2 separate regions of the Homo sapiens genome follow, and region 1 is linked to region 2. A link is an interaction called in ENCODE POLR2A ChIA-PET data of the cell type or tissue named here. Cell type or tissue: PC-9. All regions are shown on one strand.

What was found. Peaks named below come from ENCODE experiments on the same cell type or tissue, not always from the same donor. Only the 100,000 strongest peaks of a DNase experiment are listed, where the experiment ranks them.
Region 1: POLR2A ChIA-PET joins it to region 2 with 5 read pairs; 2 of 35 experiments call an interaction of 5 or more read pairs at or near these places.

What each region holds. Positions count from the first base shown.
Region 1 is chr1:231,881,071-231,885,070 of GRCh38, reverse strand. The region is part of intron 9 of DISC1 (DISC1 scaffold protein); the gene reads right to left. The region is part of intron 12 of TSNAX-DISC1 (TSNAX-DISC1 readthrough (NMD candidate)); the gene reads right to left. Among named protein-coding and RNA genes, the nearest start is that of DISC1-IT1, 43 kb to the left of the region's middle. In PC-9, no CTCF peak of the experiment used is centred here; no DNase peak of the experiment used is centred here.
Region 2 is chr1:231,771,299-231,775,298 of GRCh38, reverse strand. All of the region lies in intron 6 of DISC1 (DISC1 scaffold protein), which reads right to left. The region is part of intron 10 of TSNAX-DISC1 (TSNAX-DISC1 readthrough (NMD candidate)); the gene reads right to left. Among named protein-coding and RNA genes, the nearest start is that of DISC2, 45 kb to the left of the region's middle. In PC-9, a CTCF peak has its summit at 2,066; a DNase peak (open chromatin) is centred at 1,998; H3K27ac peaks cover 1,305 bases.

The DNA.
Region 1 (4,000 bases), 110 kb before region 2:
AGAGGCTGCCTTTCCCTCTGTTTCATGAAAATGAGCATGGTGAACTATTAATAACAACTTCTAAAGCCAGTTGGCCATGGATCAGGTGGAACACGGAAGGACAAAAAATCCTGGGGGAGAGAGAAGAGAGGAGGGGACAAAGGAAAGCCTCTCCTTATATATTCCAGCACTAAATGCATTCTTTCCCCCATCCCAGGTTAATTCCTCCTGTAAAACCGGATCACACAAAGACAGAACTCAGATTATATTCTGGTTTTCTTTTTTTTTTTTTCCATCTTTTATTTTAGGTTCGGAGGTCCATGTATGATTTGTTGTATGGGTAAATTTCATGTCATGAAGGTTTGGTGTAGAGGTTATTTCATCACCCAGGTAACAAGTATAGTGCCCAATGGGTGGTTTTTCAATCCTTACCCTCCTCCCACCCTCCAATCTCAAGTAGGCCCCAGCGTCTATTGTTCTTATACACCCGAAGGAAGATAAATTGTTTCATCATAAAGTCACATGCACGCGTATGTTCATTGCAGCACTATTCACAATAACAAAGACATGAAATCAACCTAAATGCCCATCCATGGGCAGACTGGATAAAGAAAATGTGGTACAAATACACCATGGTATACTACACAGCCACAAAAAAAGAAGGAAATCATTTCCTTTGTAGCAGCATGGATGGAGCTGGAAGCCATTATCCTAAGCAAATTAATGCAGTAACAGAAAACCAAATACTGCACGTTCTCGCTTATAAGTGGGAGCTAAACATTGAGTACACATGGATTTTCTGATTTTCCTGTTATTGTATTTGTTATATTAGCATAACAAATGTTATCAAATACCAACAATGAGTCAGATGCAAAATTGTCCAAAAAAGAGCTGGGTTCTCTCACACTCGGAGGTTGCCACTGCAGAGCAGGTACATCAGTCCCTGGGAACTGCACCATCACCCCGCACTGAGTGGCCGGGTCCCGAGTGTGGAATGCAGCTGCCCCACCCCAAAGGAGATGATTCTTATCTCTCAAAACTTAGATCTTGAATGTGAACTGCCATTCCCCTGCCACCCACCCTGGGCAAGGGACCCTCAGGATTTGTCATGTCAGACCACCAGGCATGTCATTTATTTAGCTGGCCATCTTTGGTTGGCATTCTGACACTTCCTCCACAGTAAGAAGCCCCTCTTACTTCTGAGGGGCTCTCAGGTGAGGCTGGCAGAATTCTAGAATTCACAAGCAAGGTGGCTAACCCTGAACGCATCATGTTTCTCCTGCACCTGATCCTTTTCCTCTATCCTACCCTCAGTCAATTGCACCATCCCCATGTAGTTAGAGAAGCCAGCAAGTGAGACTCATCCTGAAATCCTCATCCTTACCTTGAATTTCTCTCACCAGCTCTCACCAGGCCTCAGGCTCCCTGCCTGTGGCCTCACCTGCCTCTAACCTGCACCCACCTGCCCAGCACAAGTCTGACAATATGACCTCCCACCTTGCTGAGACCAATAGTGGCCCCTTGAGGCCTTCAGGAGAAAGCTCTTTGGCTTGGCACACAGACTCCTCATGTGGGACCCAGCACCTGGCAACTCGATGCCTCCTCTCTGACCTGCCCCACATGGCCACCCACTCACACCAACCTCATCACAAGTCCCTGTGCAACAGCTGGCACTGTTCCTTTCACTAGGCCAGCCCCTCTCCACACCACTACCACTTACCTATAGGAATGTGAGCTCCCGACGGCAAGGGGTTGCTGGGGGGAGGGTTGGGTTTTTTTTGTTCATTGCTGAATTTCCTACACCTAGAACATTTCTAGGTACTTATTAGCAGAAATCTAATTAATATTATAGAGAGAAAGAAGAATGAATGAATGAATGAATGGTTATTCAAGACCCAGATTAAGTATCATTTTTCTCTTGGGAGCATTTCTTGATTCCTCTTATTAATCTCAGCAACCAAATCTGTTGCCCTTCGCTTGCACATCTCTTTCTGCCCACATCAGCAGTGGGCGCCTGTCTCATGGCATCTGTCGCTCTGTGCTAAGGCAGCTCCCGTGTGTCTACAGCACTGAGTGACGAATGAGCCTCTTGGGAGCAGAACCGTCTTATGCTTGTGCTTGTGTTCTCTCCAACCCCCACCCATTCCTTCTTCTCCTACATATCTGATACCAACAACCAGGTGCCCAGCCCTGTATCCTGCGTGTCATAGACATCCCTACAGGCCCATCATTATGCACAGTGATGAACACATAATAGACTGTCCACACATTTCAGGCCATTCCACGTTCACACCTAGATAAGGAAACTTTTGCCCTAGCTAATCACAGCCTGACTTCCAAGGGCAGGTCCAAATGCACACCATCCATTTGGCTCTGTGCTGCAAACCTGACTAGGGACAGTGATTAAACCTTTCTGACCTAAAAACTTGAAAGCCTTTTCATTGCATAGACAGCAAATAAGGTACAAATTACAACATGCAGGTACAGTAGCATGATGCAACATGATACACATTATGTTTCATATCTAATACGTTTTGATTATTCAAACGACACCCAGAGGATTTATGTAAGGAGAAGTGAGACAAAGAGACCAATAAGCGCAGTGTGAAATAAACTGCTGAGGTGTGGGACAGAAAAATCAAACACATTTTCTCTGAAAGATTTCCAAATCTAATTCCTGTCAACTACGTTTCTCCTTTTTTGTGCCTGAATGAATGAGACAGGATTGAGGGGATTCTGGAGATCACCTCATTTGAGGTGACAGAAAACATCGCCGTGTTCCAGCTGAAAGAAGGATGCTTCTTTACCTGGCCGTTTCTCATGGCTCCAGGGAATATTTAGAGATTATCTCTTCCCTTGCTATAGGGACCCTGACTACCAGTGCTGCAAATAAATCAGCCTGAGATGGCAAGAATAGTGCATTCACCCAAAAGTTAGCCGTTAACAATCGCTATGCCCATATTTACTCTGTCTAGCTAATCTGTGCCCGCAAAGCCTGAAAGAAGAGCCAAGTCCTCCTGTGGCCGCTGTGCCCTGGGCCCACAGCAGGGAGGAGTGGAGATGGGCTGGCAAGCCTGGGCGCAGACCCTGAGTCTCTACCGACCAAGCATGTGACCTCAAGCAAGTTCCCTTATGCTCCCGCGTCTCAGATGCTCATCAATGAAGCAGAGTGGAAAATCAGACCTGTGCAGGCTGTTGTAAGGGCTAGCTGTGAACTTGCAAGGACATGGCACACAGTGAATGAGAGTGATGATTATTGTCATGTTCTTGCTTCAAAATTTCTGGGTGTTCAGAAGCCTCGTGTGATGAGAACATTTCACTGGCTCTGGAAACTTTGACTGATCGGCATAGTTTCCAGAATGAGACACGAAATGGGCACTAGTTAGAGTCACCTGCCCCAGTGCATGGTGAAGGAAGAGGAAGTGCTCGTCTTGAAGCGGGACCCTGGCTGGGAGTGTGGATGGGTTGAATTATGTGCCCCCCTCCATAAAAGGTCTGTTGGAGACCTTAACCCCTGGGACCTCAGAATGGGAACTTATTTGGGGATAGGGTCTTTACAGAGGTAATCAGAGTTCAAACAGGATCATTAGAGTGGGCCCTAATCCAATATGACTGGGTTCTAATAAAAAGGAGAAATTTGGACACTAATACAGATACAGAGGGAAGACCATGAGAAGAGACAGAGGGAGAAGACGGCCACCTACAAGCCAAGGAGAGAAGCCTGGAACAGATCCTTCCCTAGAGCTCTGCAATCTTGCCATCGCCTTGGTCTCAGACTTCTAACCTCCACGACAGTGCAACAATGCGTGTCTGTTCTTTAAGCCACCCGGTTTGTGGTCTTTGGTTATGGCAGCTCAAGCAGACCAATGCAGAGGCCCTGTTGCCAGGGAAAGTCCACTCTTGGTGACTGTGGTGCCCTGCAGCAGAGAACAAGGTATCTCTCTTCTCTTGCCCACAGCATGGTGTTGAAACCATCCCTATAAACTTTTTTTAAATAAAATTCGTCAGGGAAGAAAGAGAG
Region 2 (4,000 bases):
ATGTCACATGCTATTAGGAAGTTTCTTTTCAAGTTGTTGGGTCGTTGTCCACGAAACAAAGCATATTGCAATTGCATGTTAGAAAGTTGAGTAAATTACAAACAGACAGCACCCTGAGTTTGTATCTGGCCTCTATGAAAATCCTTATAGATGATGATAACAGTCGTGATGTTGAGTGATCTGTTTCTCTAGGTTTTGTAACAATACTAGTCTCTGCAACTTCTCTTTATAAGACTTCAAGGTTTTCCTGTTTCACAATTTGTCTGGCTCTCTCCATCTGGCCTAAGAAGAGCCTATTCTCATGAACAATGAAGGCAGCTATTGATGTATGTAAGATGGGTTCATTTGGCTAAATATACCTACTGGATATTATCCCTAAGTCAGCATTTTCTAAAAGACAACCAATACTTCATAGCAAAAATTAGGTTAACAGGATCATGTCCAATTAGTTAAAAATACTAGACCAAGCAATCTCTCTGACCTGTTGAGCCAGCTGGTTCTACACTGGTTTCTTTCAAATGCTTCACTTCTGCAGATCCATGCTGCAGCCCATCAGCTTGGAAAAGACATATCTTCCTTCTCAAATGGAAAGCCCAAATATTGATGACGGGTTTCTCTAGTTGATGGTTACGGCAGGGAGCAGTCTGATGCCTCACCTCCCTACGGTGGAAGAAAGGAAGCTGACCAATCAAAGTGTGCACCTACACAGCCCACACTGCCCTCCAGATGCGGCGATACCTCCCTGCACCTCAAAGTAAATTAGACTGATGCCAAGGATCACCTCTTGAGAATCACCCAGATAATGAGGATGTCTCAGGGTGGCCACACTCCAGCCACACAAAACTCCAGCCAGTGCTGATGGCCTCTGCTCACCATGAGTGTTCCATGCTGCAGGCACCTGTATAACTTCCTTATCGCAGGAGAAAAAGGTCATGTTATTAACTAGTCATTAGATTGTCCAGGTTTTTTGTACCTTTTAACTGCTCTGGTTTATTCCTACCCTCCCATGAAACTCTTCGTCCTTACATTCCTTTTTTTTTTCTTTGAGTCAGGGTCTTGCTCTGTTGCCCTGGCTGGACTGCAGTGGCACAATCATAGTTCACTGTAATCTCGAACTCCAGGGCTTGAGCAACCTTCCTGCCTCAGCCTCCCGAGTAGCTAGGACTACAAGTACACTCAATCATGCCTGGCTAATTTTTTTTATTTTTATTTTTTTATTTTTGTAGAGATTAGGTGTCAAATTCCTGGACTCAAGCATTCTTCCCGCCTTGGCCTCCCAAAGTGCTGGGATTATAGGTGTGAGCCACTGTTCCCAGCCTCATCCTTACATTCCCAAGATCTCCTCCTACATGAAGCCTTCATGGTTTCTGAAAGTCCTTGAGATACCCAGGTTTTCCTATAGTCACCTCAGCACAAAAACGTGGCAGCCTGTTCTTGACCTGACCTCTGTAATCTCAGTGGGAATGTTCGGATTGGGGATGGTGGATTCTCCCAGAGGACCCCACAGACAGCAGTGCCCCATGTTCAAGATCATCCTCATATATAATTTCCCTAACAGCATCATAAAATCAGAGAGCCACAACTTTTGAAATGCCTTTCAAGAACCTATCCAATTGGCTGGGCGCAGTGGCTCACGCCTGTAATCTCAGCACTTTGGGAGGCCAAGGAGGGCAGATCATGAGGTCAGGAAATTAAGACCATCCTGGCTAACATGGTGAAACCCTGTCTCTACTAAAAATACAAAAAATTAGCTGGGTGTGCTGGCACAAGCCTGTAGTCCCAGCTACTCAGGAGGCTGAGGCAGGAAAATCGCTTGAACCTGGGAGGCGGAGGTTGCAGTGAGCCGAGATCGCACCACTGCACTCCAGCCTGGGTGACAGAGAGAGACTCTATCTCAAAACATACAAACAAACAAACAAACAAATAAAAACCTATCAAAGCACTAGATTACTCAGTAAAAGTCACACATTCATGCCTTCTCTGTGACTCATCCTGATTAAAAGGCAAACCAGAGGATACAGGTAGAAAACCAGACCAAGTCCTGGGCTCAGTTCTATCAGCCAACCACACTGTGGAGCTCCTAGTTTTAGATGAGGAAAGAGAATTAGTCATAGAAATAGCTTCCTTGGCTCTCTGGAAGGAAACCATCTTTTATTGATTCAGGCCCAAAGACAGCCATAGTTGTACACAAGATGGTCTCTTACTAGCTACATCATCAGGGAAACTTTCTGAGTTTTTGATTCCTCAGTTGCAAAATGAGAACATAACAGCCTACCCACCACACCAAGGCAATAGCTGAAGAATGGTTCTGAAAGTGCAGGTGGGAGAGAACAAGCTGTATTCAAGGGACCCGTTTCATTTGGATGAAAACCGGCAACAATCCAAATCTCTTCCCCCTCTCCATGGGCATGAGCCATGGAGAGTTCTGCCTGGAAATATTCGGGATAGAAGGGGAATGGGAGGAGATCTTAAGTAACTCCCTAGAATAGCATGTGCCGCTTGCTTTTATAGGCTGGATAGGATGTGATACATGTGGAAGACAGAACAGTCGTTCACTAAATACAGTAAGATATATTTGGACGGGTAGTTTGAAGGCCTTCAGAAGACTGAAATTTCCATTGTAAAGACGACGACTGGAAGCACAATAAAGTGCTTAGTACCATCCAGGCTCTGCTGAGAGTTTTCTATGTACTACCTCGGTTCATCCATGTGATAGCTCTATAAGGTAGAAATTATTATCAACACCCCTTTCCTCAAATCGGCCAATAATGAGTTGAGTGAGGAGTTAACCTTCAACTCCAGACAATCAGGTGGCAGAGTCCGTATTCTCAACCACTACAGGTGGTGAGTTGTAGGAAGTCTTTTCTTCAGCACAGTGGCCAAGCCGACCATTGCTCCCACTCCCGGCTCTACCCACGTAGCACTTGCAGTCCTTACTGCTCATCTACCCATTCGGGTGCCACTCACTTTTTTGTCCAACATGTGTAAGTGTGCGTTCTGTATGTCTCAGAAATGAGAGTATGAGCTCTTGAAGGGCAAGAAAGATTGGGTGCAATGGCTAAAACCTGTAATCCCAGCACTTCAGGACGCTAAGGCAGGAGGATCGCTTGAGCCCAGGAATTCAAGAGCAACCTGGGCAACATAGAAATACTTCACCTCTACAAAAAAATAAAAACAAAAAAATAGCCGGATGTGGTGACCCAAGCCTGTGGTCCCAGCTCCTCCAGAGGCTGAGGCAGGGAGGATCGCTTGAGCCCAGGAGTTCAAGAACAGCATGGGCAACATAGAGAGACACCATTTCTGCAAAAAACTTAAAAAAAAAAAAAAATAGCCAGATGTGGAGGCTCAAGCCTGTGATTCCAGCTACTCCAGATGCTGAGGCAGAAAGGATCACTTAAACCCAGGAATTTGAAGCTATAGTGAGCCATGATTGTGCCACTGTGCTCCAGCCTGGGCAACAAAGCAAGACCCTGTCTCTTAAAAATAAATAAATAAATAAAGGGCAAAAAGTAGATGTGTATCTTATAGACATTCCATGATACAGAATACAGGGATGATTCTCACTCCAGAGTAGAGTGGAGAAGACCGGGCTTCAGAATTAATGAACAGGAGTGTAAATATCAGTTTTCTCTCTTATTAATTAGGACTTTGGGCAAATTATAACCTTCTTAAACGTTTTTCCTCACCTGTAAAATGAATACAACAACCGAAGTAACTCATAGAGTCAGCTTATAACACTGCCTGGTACATGGTAAGCACCCAATACATTTTAGCTACCAGTAACAATCCATTCTTCCAGATGGGAACTTTGCCATTGGGTGTCCCTCTCTCAATAGCTTGCCTCTTCCCTTAGTGAGAGGCATAGTTCATCCAGATGATCGTCCTCAGCAAAAGTTGGCATTAGGATCTCTAACCAATTGAATTCCAACAGTTCTCAAAGGGAGAGAGGGTGTCCTGAGGGTGTTTGGAAATGGGGAGGGTGCATATTGGAATGGGGAGG